2 separate regions of the Homo sapiens genome follow, and region 2 is linked to region 1. Evidence: chromatin loops called from intact Hi-C (ENCODE). Cell type or tissue: Calu3. All regions are shown on one strand. Links, peaks and the distances in the headings refer to the core of each region. The heading gives the core; the rest is flanking DNA. Region 1 overlaps ME1 (malic enzyme 1). Region 2 holds the start of PRSS35 (serine protease 35).

Region 1 (2,805 bases), core at 131-2,630:
ATAACTAGTCAGGAAAGGTACTGGGGCTTCCCATACTTAGGATAATGTTTGAAACTTCTTACCTGGTTAACTAGGACTTGCCCACTCAGGTTCGTACCTTTCTTTCTAGTGCTCATCTTTTATCATTTCTCACAGTTGGTGCAGTTTCCTTCCCTACGCTTTCCCTGAGAAGCCAAGCTTTTCTGCATTAGGGGTTATATACATGCTGTTTCTTCTCTACCTACCCCCAACTTTTCACCTGGTCAACTGCTACTCTTTCTAGTCATCCTTCAGATTGCATTTTGACATTACTCCTCAGTGAACTATTTCTCTAACTGTCTAAATTAAGTTCTTCCTTTTCTTTTCCCTGTACTTATCACAATTGTTATAGTTATTTGTGTAGCTTTTCATATAATATCCTGTTAAGCTCTTTATATTGTAAGCCTAATGAGACTATGGATCATACCTGACAAGCCACTGTTTCGTTGGGGTAGTTCCTGTATGCATTGTAAGCATTCACTCAATGATATCTGTGAGTGTGATGATTAATTTTATCTGTCAACTTGCTTAAGCCACAGGGTGCACAGACATTTGTTCAAACATTACTCTTGTAACTCTTGTAGTGTCAGTGAGAGTGTTTCTGGATAAGATGAACATTTGAACTGAGTAAAGCAGATTGCCCTCCCTAATGTGGGTGGGCCTCATCCAATCAGTTAAAGGACGAAAAAGCTGAGTAAGAGGGAACTTCTCCTGCCTGACTGTCCTGAAGCTGGGACATCAAATTTTTCCTGCCCTTGGACTCAAACTAAAATGTGGGCTCTTCCTGGGTCTTGAACCTCCTGGCTTTCAGACTGGATCTACACCATTACCATTGGCTCTCTTGGGTCTCTAGCTTGCTGGCAGCAGGTCTTTGGACTTGTCAGCCTCCATAATCATGTGAGCCAATTATACTATTTCTCTCATAATAAATCTCTTCATATATATAAAGGTTCAGTTTCTTAGGAAAACTGACCAATACAGCGAGCTTCACAACCGCCCATAAAGTAACTGTAAAAGCAGAGAGAAAACATTTCTGCAAATCTCCACAGTGGATCTGAAGCAAGAAAGCCATCTTGTGGTGTTTCTGGGAATATCATGTCTGAGGTATATATCCCTTAAGAAACTGAAACAGTCCTCTGCAACAGTTTTCAACATATTTTGTGCCAAAGGCACAAAAGTTGGAAAGTTGATGAAGTCTGTGGTCTCCTTAAATCAATGATTTTAAATAAACAGTATACATAATATTACAAAGGAAACCACTTGTAATTAAATATAGGTATCAAAATATTAACAAATATATTTACAAGTGTGTATTGTAAGATATATTCCTCTTTATTGAAGACTCATATAGCAAGATAATATATTTAAATATGGGCAATTTAAAGTAAAGTTTTATTTTTTAAAGAGATCAATATCAAGGTTGTCTGCATGACTGGCCTGTGTGCCTGTTCATGTTATTAAAAAAAGTTGGGCCTGGCGTTGTAGCTCATGCCTGTAATCCCAGTACTTTGGGAGGCCAAGGCGGGTGGATCACAAGGTCAAGAGATCGAGACCATCCTGGCCAACATGGTGAAACCCCGTCTCTACTAAAAATACAAAAATTAGCTGTGCATGGTGGCACGCGCCTGTAGTCCCACCTGCTTAGGAGGCTGAGGCAGGAGAATGGCTTGAACCTGGGTGGCGGAGGTTGCAATGATCCGAGATCACGCCACTTCACTCTAGCCTGGGCGACAAAGTGAGACTCCGTCTCAAAACAACAACAACAACAACAACAACAAAAAACAACAAAAAAAACATGTTAGTTAGGCACAGTGGCTCCTGTAATCCCAGCACTTTGGGAGGCCAAGGGAGGAAGACTGCTTGAGGACAAAGGACAGGAATTTGAGATCAATCAGGGCAACATAGTGAGACCCTGTCTCAAAAAAAAATTTTTTTTCCAGATGTGGTGGTGTATGCGTATAGTTCCAGCTACTCAAGAAGCTAAGGCAAGAGGATTGCTTGAGCCCAGGAATTCGAGGCTGCAGTGAGCTATGATTATACTACCGCACTCTATCCTGGGCAACAGACTGTCTCTAAACAAAGCAAAACAAAGCAAAACAAAACCTTATTGCAGATCTAAAGCTACAGTAATTTCAAAGTAATGAAGAACATGAATGTTATTTCCAGATACATGCCACAGATGTAACATGGCATAAAAATAATTGTTATTTCTATTATGACAAAGACACAGAAACTACTTTTTTTTTTTTTTTTTTAGACAAATCTCACTCTGTCACCCAGCCTGGAGTGCAGTGGCATGATCTTGACTCACTGCAGCTTTGACTTCCCGGGCCAAAGACATCCTACCACCTCTGCCTCCCAAGTAGCTGGGACTACAGGTGCATGCCACCACACCCAGCTAATTTTTTTCTACTTTTTTTTTGTAGAGATGGGGATCTCACTATGTTGCCCAGGCTGGTCTCGCACTCCTGAGCTCAAGCGATCCTCCTGCCTTGGCCTCCCAAACTGCTGGGATTAGAGGCGTGAGTCACTGTGCCTGGCCAGGAACTACTATTATGTCTCTTGTTTATTTCATTTAAAATGGAAGGAAATACTAAATCTCATAGAGTTTGTGAAAAAGATGTCCAAGTTCAGGCCTCCTTAATTACTCATCCATACCTTGAGGATCTGTGATTAGGTCTGTGAATTTTAAGTTAAAAGCCTCTGATAGGGGGCTAAATTGGTTCTTCACCAGAAGCACTGACCTTGGTCTCTGAAAACTGATTCTTAAACTCAGAGGCTTTCAGA
Region 2 (2,805 bases), core at 37-2,536, 94 kb before region 1:
TTTCAGGAATGCGTTTCATACCTTTCTCAATGGCATCTGTTAACAATCATAAAAATAAAGAGGGTCCCCTCTGGTACTGCTTAAGCAGAAAGAATTCCATTTATATTCCAATGCAAACATTGTTGTCGTTAATATTAAACTGTGCAGAGGCCGGCACACAGAATTGCCTATGGGAAGGGTGGTTAGTTTCTTTGAGGACTGAAAGAAAGTGTCAAGTTTGATCCCTTTCTTCAAAGTCCTTCAAAGAAGCTCTCCTCGGGTAGGTCCTGCCTTTCTCAGGGAAATTTCTAAGTTCTAAGGTTGTTGGGTTTGGGGAGCTTCATCTTTACCTGCCAGGCTTGTTTGGTCCCCGAGGGCACTGTCAGCTGAGATCAGAGCTCCCGAGGAGGCGGGCGGGGACGCTGCAGCTGGGAGCCTCTCAGCCAGCCTGAGCCGGAGGCCGCCCCGCCAAGGCCGGGCCACAGCACCCAGAGCTCGCCACTGAGACTGCGGAGGGGGAGAGAGCTGCGCCGCACCACGGCCGGGAGATGGGAGGGGAAAGGGGGCGATGACGAGGGGCGGGCGCGGTGGGATGGAGTGGGGGGAGGGGAGGAGGAGGAGGTGGGCAAGAGGAGACGGAGAGGGAGGGCGGAGAGGGGAGTTCCCTGGAGGAACGGGGCGGACCTGGCCGTGTCTCACCCCAGCATTTCTGCCCCCAAGCTGAATTAAGCATTAGGAAAAATTCATGAGTAGGTTCACAGGGGATGCCTGTCCCTGTAATAGTATGCACTCCTTTAACAGTCTCAGGAGTTGTTCAGTTAAGAGTCTCATTCCTCACTGCTTGCTGTTGAGACCCCAGGCATCTAGAAGAACGGAGGGCGTCTCCCCAACCTTATCCCAAGCTAGTCTCCACCGGGGACCTAGCTTCTCTGGATGCACAAGCCTCAGGGTTACCCCGACTTGTACCAGGCGCCCAGGCTGCACACGAGGATGGGGACCTCAGGCTGGGACGCCTGGACCCCCGGGAGCATCCTGCGCTGCCTCCAGGGGGAGCGCGTCAGTTTCCGTCTGCAGGGAAAAGGCTGGTTTTCCTCTTTGGGCGAGTAACCTTTAAGGTCCTTTCCCATCTCAGTCCCACCAGCATTCTAACCTCATCCGTTCTCTCGACCTTTTATTCTCCTTTAGGAGAGGGGTGGGGGCCACATGAGAAAGGAAGCTTCATTTGTTTAACAACAAATTCTAGTGGGTGACAGGTCTGGGGCAAGATGAACTGATACAACGAGAGAATACATAAACAAAAACAAAAACAAAAACAAAAAAACTCGGTCCTGGCCCTAAAGCAGGGAGATCGAGTAAGTGCACAAGTACTTACAACACAAGGTCTTAGCATGTCTTGTAACACTTGGTTCGTTAGTAGGTTATTGCGTATCTCAAGTTCTGTGTACTTTTAATGAGATTATAACATACTTAGCATTGTCCCTCGTTATACTCAACGGACTAGTTCCAGGCCCTCTTCCCCTCCGCCCCCCCATACTAAAATCATCCCATATTCAAGTCCAAGTCCAGCTGTGGGCCCTGGGGAACCCGCGTATAGGAAAAGTCTGCCCTCTGTTTAAGCATTTCTGCCTGAAAATACTGTTTTCTATCCGCTTTTGGGTGAAAAAAAAAATCTGTGTATAAGTGGACCTGTGCAGTTCAAATATGTGTCCAAGGGCCAACTATATATACAATTTCATTGCTGTTTTCTCATTTAGCATTGTTAACATAAGCATTTACCCATATATTAAAATCTATTGGTAATTTTTACCAGTTAGAATTAGTTCTGAAGCTCTCTGTCACCAATTAGATCATAATAGTCATATGCATCTTTGAATCACCACCATCTACCACAGGGCCTGGCATATAGTAGCTGCTGCATTAGACGTGGAACTAAAAAGTTTGCTAGTCAGATGGAGTGTGGAGAAGTCACAGAGAAAGTCCAGAACTCAGAATGGGAATTCCGCCTGACACTAAATAGCTGTGTGCCCTGGGCCTCCGCTTTTTCATCTGTAAATTGAGATGGTTGAGCTGGAGGAGTTCCAAGGCCTGCAGCTCTCAAACATTTTTGGGATTCTAACACTGTATAAATCCAGAAGGATTCACTGTGGACCCAGGTCTGCTTCCTTCACTTTATTCAGCATTCTCCACTAGCATCACAGAAAGCAAACTTCCAGGGCTCTTTCATTTTCATGCCCCCCTTCTTGAGCCTTTGACCCCAAGCCCTTTTGTACCCTATTTCTGGATCTATTCCAGGTTGTCTTATCATTAATTTGACTGTTTTCAAAATTTATCGCTTTACTTCATCTGGTCCTGATGCTTCGTATTTACTATTTCTCTAGTTCTAGGTTTCTGGCTTCTTATTTTTAAAAAATTTTAATTCATTAAATTTTTAGAGACAGGGTTTTTAAATTATCACTCTGTCACCCAGGCTGGAGTGCAGTGGCAGGATCATAGCTGACTGCAGCTTCAAATTCTGGGCTCAAGCAATCCTCCCACCTCCACCTCCCAGGTACACAGGCACATGCCATCTCACCCAGCTTTTTAAATAATTTCTTTTGTGGAAGCAGGGTCTTGCTATGGTGCCTAGGCTGGTCTTGATGTCCTGGCCTCAAGTGATCCTCCTGCCTCAGCCTCTCAAAGTGCTGTGATTACAGAAGTGAGCCGCCGTGACTGGCCAGAATTCTGGCTTCTCTTAAGCAGGATTTCCTCTCCTGGCCTAGTCCAGCCCCTCAGGTATTCTATAGCAAAGTATGAGCAGTTCAGAAACCATACCAAACTAGATTGTCA

The links. Hi-C counts contacts between places; a loop is a spot of excess contacts. Peaks named below come from ENCODE experiments on the same cell type or tissue, not always from the same donor. Only the 100,000 strongest peaks of a DNase experiment are listed, where the experiment ranks them.
Region 2: it touches region 1 in a loop (13-fold over the local background); 92 of 110 quality-filtered maps call a loop at or near these places.

What each region holds. Positions count from the first base shown.
Region 1 is chr6:83,416,362-83,419,166 of GRCh38, reverse strand. The region is part of intron 1 of ME1 (malic enzyme 1); the gene reads left to right. Among named protein-coding and RNA genes, the nearest start is that of ME1, 13 kb to the left of the region's middle. In Calu3, for the core only: a CTCF peak has its summit at 1,111; no DNase peak of the experiment used is centred there.
Region 2 is chr6:83,510,219-83,513,023 of GRCh38, reverse strand. It overlaps PRSS35 (serine protease 35), which reads right to left and starts at 490. Exons shown (of 2, transcript NM_153362.3): 1 at 330-490. In Calu3, for the core only: a CTCF peak has its summit at 981 (motif pointing right); DNase peaks (open chromatin) are centred at 423 and 1,033.